Linked DNA regions of Homo sapiens: region 2 is linked to region 1. Evidence: read pairs that join two places in POLR2A ChIA-PET (ENCODE). Cell type or tissue: OCI-LY7. All regions are shown on one strand. Links, peaks and the distances in the headings refer to the core of each region. The heading gives the core; the rest is flanking DNA. Region 1 overlaps LINC02551 (long intergenic non-protein coding RNA 2551). Region 2 has its middle 44 kb from the start of SNX19.

Region 1 (4,397 bases), core at 199-4,198:
GTAAGGTTTACAACCGAGAGAAACTAGTCTCCAGTGGCTCCTATTTTAGGTCAGACAGACTGTAAGCACACACAGAGCAGGAATCCGTCCGCCTGGTCCAGCGCTGGGCCTGCGCAGTCCCCACGGCGAGTTCTCACCACAGCAGGCAGAGCTCTGCCCCATACCCTCCCTAGCCCCTCTGTACCCCAGGCTGCCAGGTGAATGGAGCTGTGAAAGTTTGCTCCACGCCCTTCACTTAGTGTTCCAGTTAGGGAATTATTGAATGGTCTTAAGCTATTTCTCATTCAGATTTGTGGCACACTTACTCTCTTTCACACTTAGCTGTGTTTCATGTTCAACTTACATCCAGGTTCAAACTATTTCACAAGATGGTTTTAGATTATAAACTAAAGAGACCAAAAAGGCAGGGACATTCAAAACAAATTAGGCCTCAAATTATACAATTTCATGACTAAGTCTGCAAATGTAATCTTGTGTTGCCTCTCCTCTCTGCTCGGGGCCACCGTGTTATCTTCCTGGTGTTTTCAAGTGAGGTTCTGGATATTTATTCTGAAGACCATTCTCTCTGACTTCTTATGTCTTACCTCCTTTTGCCCACAAAGAAACCTCTTTCCCTCTGATCATGTAATGTTCCCTCTCAGACTACATTGCTTTCCAGACCTTTTCATTGCCAGCACTTACAGAGGTCTGTCACACTCTCTCTTCATAAATGTGCCCAACATGGTTCCTACCCCTCCACCTTCCACCCACTTCTGGAAAGAAACACACTTCCCACAGAACACTTTAAGTCCAAGCTTAGGGAAGCCACTTAGCTCCCAGGAGCAGATGAGACCCAGTCCTCCTCCTAGCCCAATTGTAAGCAAAAAAATAATAGCAAAGTCTTTGCTCGGGGTCTTTTGGGACCAAACCACTTAAAAATAGAATACCCCAGAGAACATTTTAATCCTTGTAATTGAGGTATTTATCATCTGGAAATATAGCTGTTTCTATGTTGCCAGGTACCTGGGGCTATTTGAGCAAGACCTCAATGCTGGGGTGATTGCTATGAATGTTAAGCCAGTCACCTGGGTGAATAGCAAAATAAGATTTTAAACAATAGTCTTGGCAGGTCCTATGCAAGGGAGAAATTTGGCTTAACCCAAAATAATAGATTTTTAATGGTGGAAACTATGGGTAGCATATTAGCAGCAGGTGAAAAATTTTGTGTGGGAGGCTTCTGCCTTCCAAGCATTCCTGTTTGTCTGCCTGTGATCCAGACCTTCAGAATTTGTTATCACGTCCAGGTAGTTCAGTGCGGGTGGGAATATCTCAAGTAATGTTTAATATTTACTGGTGAATAATTTATGGTTTTCTCAAACTTCCTTTGCTCCTTTGTTTATTCATTCATATAATCAGCAAATGTTTATTTGGGTATCAAAGATTCAAATATGAGATTATTACTTTTAAAGAGTTTATACTGTATCAGAGAGAAAGACATTTTAGTGGGAAACAGTGTACAATCAGTAAGCGCTATTGTTGAGTTATGTAAAAGGCCCCGTGGAACACAGAGACAAGAACAAGTTCTGCTTGAGGATCATGGAACGTTCTGTGGAGGAGACTGAGTTTAAACTCGCAGCTGGACACCTTCACTAAGAGGTGAGGGGACAGGGGTGGCATGGGAGGAGGACATTTCAGGCAGGGGTAGGGTGACCTACCATCCTGGTTTGCTTGGGCCTGAGGGAGTTGCTGGGGATCCAAGACTTTCACCGCTAAAACCAAACAGTTCCCAAACAAACTCATGGTCAATCACCTTAGAGAGGGGGAAATGTATGCTAAGGATGAGAATGGTTTGGCCCTTCCCATTTCTACAATAATGATCTGTTCTACGTAGTCAATGTCTCTTTTCTCTTTAGATACTTTTTTCTTGCCTAGCAAAAGTTTTACTTATTATGGGTTATTTATAGTAAGAGCTTTAAGATCCACTTTCTATAACACGTCACACCTCATTTGCTCTCCTAAACCAATGCAATGCTTCAATGAGTCCTCAAGCAGAAATGAAGAACTGAGATCTGTTCTTACCTCTTTCTTTTAGCTACCCTTCTCTCTTTCCTGTGCGTCTTTCTTCTTTCTGCTGACTTCCTTCTCCTTCCCAGTCTCTGTCTCTTTCTTCGGCACCAAGTACCATCTCTGTTTCTGAGGAAGCAGCAGAGGAGCCTATGTGATCCAGAGAACTTGTTCTTGGCTTCTGGAAGCAGAGATGCAGGAATGGACCAATAAGGCATTAAACAAATTCATTTAGAATCTCAAGAAAGAAATATCTAACAGTATAATCATAATAACAAAATTTTGATTTCTTCAGAAGCACTCCAATAGCTTCACCCGCATTAGCTAATCTTGTGCAGTGAGGAGGTGCAATTCCCTCTAGTCTGGCGGATTCTGTTTGGTTACAGTATTTATAGTGGCTCCTTTTCAGAATCTGATTCTCTGCCCCTTTCTCCTAATGAATCTCCATGTTGGTAGAAATACATTTATACCTTCCCTCCTTTAAAAATGGAATATGACACTAGAGACAGACGGCATCCTAGTCCCAGTCTTCCAAGTTCACATATGTAACACATCTCTGTATTGTATATTCATATGCATTTTCCCATCTCTATACCTAACAACCACATGAACAAGTAGAACTTTGGGTGGACAAGGAATGGAACCACACAGAAGTTTAAAAGCTTAAAACAGAAGTGGGGGTCAGCTGAACAGCCTGCAGGTCCTTGAAAGTGGGGCTGTGAGTGCTGGGTCCATCAAGATGCCCTCAGCACAGTGCCCACCCAAAGGAAGAGCTCACTCTATATGTGTTGACTTCCTGATTGATGTGTATGCAGTGAGAAGGAATCAAACCAAAGACCAATAATTCTTTTTTTACATACTTTTTTAAAAAAATAATGCTTTAAGTTCTAGGGTACATGTGTACAATGTGCAGGTTTGTTACATATGTATACATGTGCCATACTGGTTTGCTGCACCCATTAACTCGTCATTTACATTAGGTGTTTCTCCTAATGCTATCCCTCCCCCAGCCCCTGACAGGCCCCAGTGTGTGATGTTCCCTGCCCTGTGCCCAAGTATTCTCATTGTTCAGTTCCCACCTATGAGTGAGAACATGTGGTGTTTGGTTTTCTGTCCTTGTGATAGTTTGCTCAGAATGATGGTTTCCAGCTTCATCCATGTCCCTACAAAGGACATAAACTCATCCTTTTTCGTGGCTGCATAGTATTCCATGGTGTATATGTGCCACATTTTCTTAATCCAGTCTATCATTAATGGACATTTGGGTTGGTTCCAAGTCTTTGCTATTGTGAATAGTGCCGCAATAAACATACATGTGCATATGTCTTTATACTAGCATGATTTATAATCCTTTGGATATATACCCAGTAATGGGATTGCTGGGTCAAATGGTATTTCTAGTTCTAGATCCTTGAGGAATCACCACACTGTCTTCCACAATGGTTGAACCAGTTTACACTCCCACCAATAGTGTAAAAATGTTCCTATTTCTCCACATCCTCTCCAGCACCTGTTGTTTCCTGACTTTTTAATGATCGCCATTCTGAGTGGTGTGAGATGGTATCATTGTGGTTTTGATTTGCATTTCTCTGATGACCAGTGATGATGAGCATTTTTTTCATGTCTCTGTTGGATGCATAAATGTCTTCTTTTGAGAAGTATCTGTTCATATCTTTTGCCCACTTTTTGATGGGGCTGTTTGGTTTTTTTCTTGTAAATTTGTTTATGTTCTTTGTAGATTCTGGATATTAGCCCTTTGTCAGATGGGCAGATTGCAGAAATTTTCTCTCATTCTGTAGGTTGGCTGTTCACTCTGATGGTAGTTTCTTTTGCTGTGCAGAAGCTCTTTAGTTTAGTTAGAACCCATTTGTCTATTTTGGCTTTTGTTGCCGTTGCTTTTGGTGTTTTAGTCATGAAGTCCTTGCCCATGCCTATGTCCTAAATGGTATTGCCTAGGTTTTCTTCTAGGGTTTTTATGGTTTTAGGTCTTACATTTAAGTCTTTAATCCATCTTGAATTAATTTTGTATAAGGTGTAAGGAAAGGATCCAGTTTCAGCTTTTTACATATGGCTAGCCAGTTTTCCCAGCACCATTTATTAAATAGGGAATCCTTTCCCCATTTCTTGTTTTTGTTAGGTTTGTCAAAGATCAGATGGTTGTAGATGTGTGGTGTTATTTCTTAGGCCTCTGTTCTGTTCCATTGGTCTACATCTCTGTTTTGGTACCAGTACCATGCTGTTTTGGTTACTGTAGCCTTGTAGTATAGTTTGAAGTCAGGTAGCACGATGCCTCCAGGTTTGTTATTTTTGCTTTGGATTGTCTTGACAATGTGGGCTCTTTTTTGGTTCCATAT
Region 2 (4,397 bases), core at 244-4,243, 110 kb after region 1:
CTGGAGTGCAGAGGTGTGATCGGCCTCAACGTCCCAGGCTCAAGTTATCCTCCCACCTCAGCCTCCTGCATAGCTGGGACTATAGGCACATGCTACCATGCTCAGCTAATTTTTAAATTTTGTTTTGTAGAGACGAGTTCTCACTACGTTGCCCAGGGTGGCCTCTAACTCCTGGGCTTAAGTGATCCTCCCACCTCGGGCTCCCAAAGTGCTGGGATTACAGGCATGAGCCACCATACCCAGCCAGGATGATCTATTTTTTAAAAATAATTTCAACTTTTATTTTATTTATATTTCTATAAGTTATTGGGGAATAGGTGGTGTTTGGTTACATGGGTAAGTTCTTTAGTGGTGATTTGTGAGATTTTGGTGCACCCATCACCCGAGCAGTATACACCACACCCTATTTGTAGTCTTTTATCCTTAATTCCCTTCCCTTCCCACCCTTTTCCCTGAGTCTTCAAAGTCCATTGTGTCATTCTTATGCGTTTGTATCCTCACAGCTTAGCTCCCACTTATGAGAGAGAACATACGACGTTTGGTTTTCCATTCCTGAGTTACTTCGCTTAGAATAATAGTCTCCAATCTCATCCAGGTCACTGCAAATACCATTAATTCATTCCTTTTTATGGCTGAGTAGTATTCCATTATATATATATATAAAAAATATAGGAATATATATATATAATATACGTATATCTATATATGTGTCTCACAGTTTCTTTATCCACTCATTGAATGATGGACATTTGGGTTGGTTCCACGTTTTTGCAATTGCAACTTGCGCTGCTGTAAACATCCATGTGCAAGTATTTTTTTCATATAATGATTTATTTTCCTCTGGGTAGATATCCAGTAGTGGGATTGCTGGATCAAATGGTACTTTTAGTTCTTTAAGGAATTTCCACACTGTTTTCCATAGTGCTTGTACTAGTTTACATTCCAACCAGCAGTGTAGAAGTGTTCCCTGTTCAACACATCCACGCCAACATCTACTATTTTTTGATTTTTCAGTTATGGTCATTCTTGCAGGAGGAAGGTGGTGTCACATTGTGGTTTTGATTTGCATTTCCTTGATCATTAGTGATGCTGAGCATTGTTTCATGTTTGTTGGCTATTTGTATATCTTCTTTAGAGAATTGTCTACTCGTGTCCTTAGCCCATTTTTTTATGGGACTGTTTGTTTTTTCTTGCTGATTTGTTTCGGTTCGTTGTAGATTCTGGATATTAGTCCTTTGTCTGATGTATAGATTGTGAAGACTTTCTCCTCCTCTGTGGGTTGTCTGTTTACTCTGCTGATTGTTCTTTTTGCTGTGCAAAAGCTCTTGATTTTACTTAAGTCCCAGCTATTTATCTTTGTATTTATTGCATTTGCTTTTGTGTTCTTGGTCATGAAATCCTTGCCTAAGCCAAGATCTAGAAGGGTTTTTCCAATGTTATCTTCTAGAATTTTTATAGTTTCAGGTCTTAGATTTAAGTCCTTAATCCATCTTGAGTTGATTTTTGTGTAAGGTGAGAGATGATGATCCAATTTCATTCTCCTACATGTGGCTAGCCAACTATCCCAGCACCATTTCTTGAAAAGGGTGTCCTTTCCCCACTTTATGTTTTTGTTTGCTCCATCAAAGATCAGTTGGCTGTAAGTATTTGGGTTTATTTCTGGGTACTTTATTCTATTCCGTTGGTCTAAGTGCCTATTTTTATACAAGTACCATGCTGTTTTGGTGACTATGGCCTTATAGTATAGTTTGAAGTCAGGTACTGTGATGTCTCCAGATTTGTTCTTTTTGCTTAGTCTTGCTTTAGCTATGTGGGCTCTTTTTCAGTTCCATATGAATTTTAGAATTGTTTGTTTCTAATTCTGTGAAGAATGATGGTGGTATTTTGATGGGAATTGCATTAAATTTGTAGATTGCTTTTGCCAGTATGGTCATTTTCACAATATTGATCCTACCCATCCATGAGCGTGGGATGTGTTTCCATTTGTTTGTGTCGCCTATGATTTCTTTCAGCAGTGTTTTGTAGTTTTCCTTGTAGAAGTCTTTCACCTCCTTAGTTAGGAAAGTTCTAAGTTTTTTTTTTTTTTTTTTTTGCAGCTGTTGTAAAAGGGGTTGACTTTTTTATTTGATTTTCAGCTTGGTCACTGTTGGTGTATAGAAGAGCTATTGATTTGTGTACATTAATTTTGTATCTGGAAACTTCACTGAATTCTTTTGTCAGTTCTGGGAGCTTTCTGGAGGAGTCTTTGGGGTTTTCTAGGTAAACAATAATATCATCAGCAAACAGCAAGAGTATGACTTCCTCTTTACCAATTTGGATGCCCTTTATTTCGTTTTCTTGTCTGATTGCTCTGGCTAGGACTTCCAGTACTATGTTGAAGAGGAGTGTTGAGAATGGGCATCCTTGTCTTCTTCCAGTTTTCAGAGGGAATGCTTTCAACTTTTCCCCATTCAGTATTATATTGGCTGTGGGTTTGTCGTAGATGGCTTTTATTACCTTGAGATATGTCCCTTGTATGCCTATTTTGCTGAGAATTGTAATCATAAAGTCATGCTGGATTTCATTGAGTGCTTTTTCTGCATCTATTGAGAGGATCATGTGATTTTTGTTTTAAATTCTGTTTATGTGGGGTATCACATTTATTGACTTGTGTATGTTAAACCATCCCTGCATCCCTGGTATGAAACCCACTTGATCATGGTGATTTATCCTTTTAACATGTTGTTGGATTCAGTTAGCTAGTATTTTGTTAAGGATTTTAGCATCTATGTTCATTAGGGATATTGGTCTGTAGTTTTCTTTTTTGGTTATGTCCTTTCCTGGTTTTGGTATTAGGATGATACTGGCTTCATAGAATTATTTAAGGAGGGTTCTCTCTTTCTCTATCTTGTGGAATAGTGTTAATAAGATTGGTACCAATTCTTCTTTGAATGGCTGGTAGAATTCTGCTGTGAATCCATCTGGTCCCGAACATTTTTTGTTGATAATTTTTAAATTACCATTTAAATCTTGCATCTTGATTCTTGTTATTGCTTTGTTCATGGTATCTAATTCTTCCTAATTTAAGCTAGGAGGGTTGTATCTTTCCAGGAGTTTATGCATTTCTTCTAGGTTTTCTAGGTTATGTGCATAAAGGTGTTCATAGTAACCTTGAATGATCTTTTGTATTTCTGTGGTGTCAGTTGTAATATCTTCCATTTCGTTGCTTATTGAGCTTATTTGGATTTTCTGTCTTCTCTTCTTGGTTAATCTTCCTAATGGTCTATCAATTTTATTTATCTTTTCAAAGAACCAGGTTTTTGCTTCATTTATCTTTGTATTTTTTTGTTTCAATTTCACTTAGTTTTGCTCTGATCTTGGTTATGTCCTTTCTTCTGCTGGGTTTGGGTTTGGTTTGTTCTTGTTTCTCTAGTTCCCTGAGGTGTGACGTTAGATTGTCTGTTTGTGCTCTTTCAGACTTTTTGATGCAGACATTTAGGGCTATGAACTTTCCTCTTAGCACTGCCTTTGGTGTATTCCACATGTTTTGATAGGTTGTGTCACTGGTGTCATTCAGTTAGAATAATTTTTATATTTCCATTTTGATTTGATTTTTGACTCAATGATCATTCGGAGCAGGTTATTTAATGAAGGTTCCTTTTGGATTTGATTTCCAATTTTATATGAAGGTTATGAAGTTTCCTTTTGGATTTGAAGGTTCCTTTTGGATTTGAAGGTTCCTTTTAGATTTGATTTCCAATTTTATACTACTGTGGTCTGAGAGAGTGCTTGATATAATTTCAATTTTCTTAAATTTATTGATACTCATTTTGTGGCCTATCATATGGTGTATCTTGGAGAAAGTTCCATGCACTGTTGAATAGAATGTATATTCTGCAGTTGTTGGATGGAATGTTCTATATACAACTGTTAAGTTCATTTGTTCCAGGGTATAGTTTAAATCCATTGTTTTTTTGTTGACTTTTTGTCTTGATGACTTGTCTAGTGCTGTCAATGGAGTATTAAATTCTCCCACTAATATTGTGTTGCTGTGTATCTCATTCCTTAGGTCTACTAGTAATTGTTTTATAAATCTGGAAGCTCCAGTGTTAGATGTGTATATGTTTAGGACTGTGATATTTTCCTGTTGGACAAGGCCTTTTATCATCATGTAATACCCTCTTTGTCTTTTTAAACTGCTGTTGCTTTAAAGTTTGTTTTGTCTGATATAAAAATAGCTACTCCTGCTTGCTTTTTGTGTCCATTTGCATGAAATGTCTTTTTCCACCCCTTTATTGTAAGTTTATGTGAGTCCTTATGTGTTAGGTGAGCCTCCTGAAGGCAGCAGATAGTTGGTTGGTGAATTCTTATCCATTCTGCAATTCTGTATCATTTAAGTGGAGCATTTAGACCATTTA

The links. ChIA-PET counts read pairs that join two places held together with the same protein. Peaks named below come from ENCODE experiments on the same cell type or tissue, not always from the same donor. Only the 100,000 strongest peaks of a DNase experiment are listed, where the experiment ranks them.
Region 2: POLR2A ChIA-PET joins it to region 1 with 5 read pairs; 2 of 35 experiments call an interaction of 5 or more read pairs at or near these places.

Annotation. Positions count from the first base shown.
Region 1 is chr11:130,852,669-130,857,065 of GRCh38, forward strand. It overlaps LINC02551 (long intergenic non-protein coding RNA 2551), which reads right to left. Exons shown (of 6, transcript NR_125383.1): 3 at 2,059-2,224. Among named protein-coding and RNA genes, the nearest start is that of LINC02551, 7.2 kb to the right of the region's middle. In OCI-LY7, for the core only: no CTCF peak of the experiment used is centred there; a DNase peak (open chromatin) is centred at 2,003.
Region 2 is chr11:130,958,304-130,962,700 of GRCh38, forward strand. No RefSeq gene overlaps it. Among named protein-coding and RNA genes, the nearest start is that of SNX19, 44 kb to the left of the region's middle. In OCI-LY7, for the core only: no CTCF peak of the experiment used is centred there; no DNase peak of the experiment used is centred there.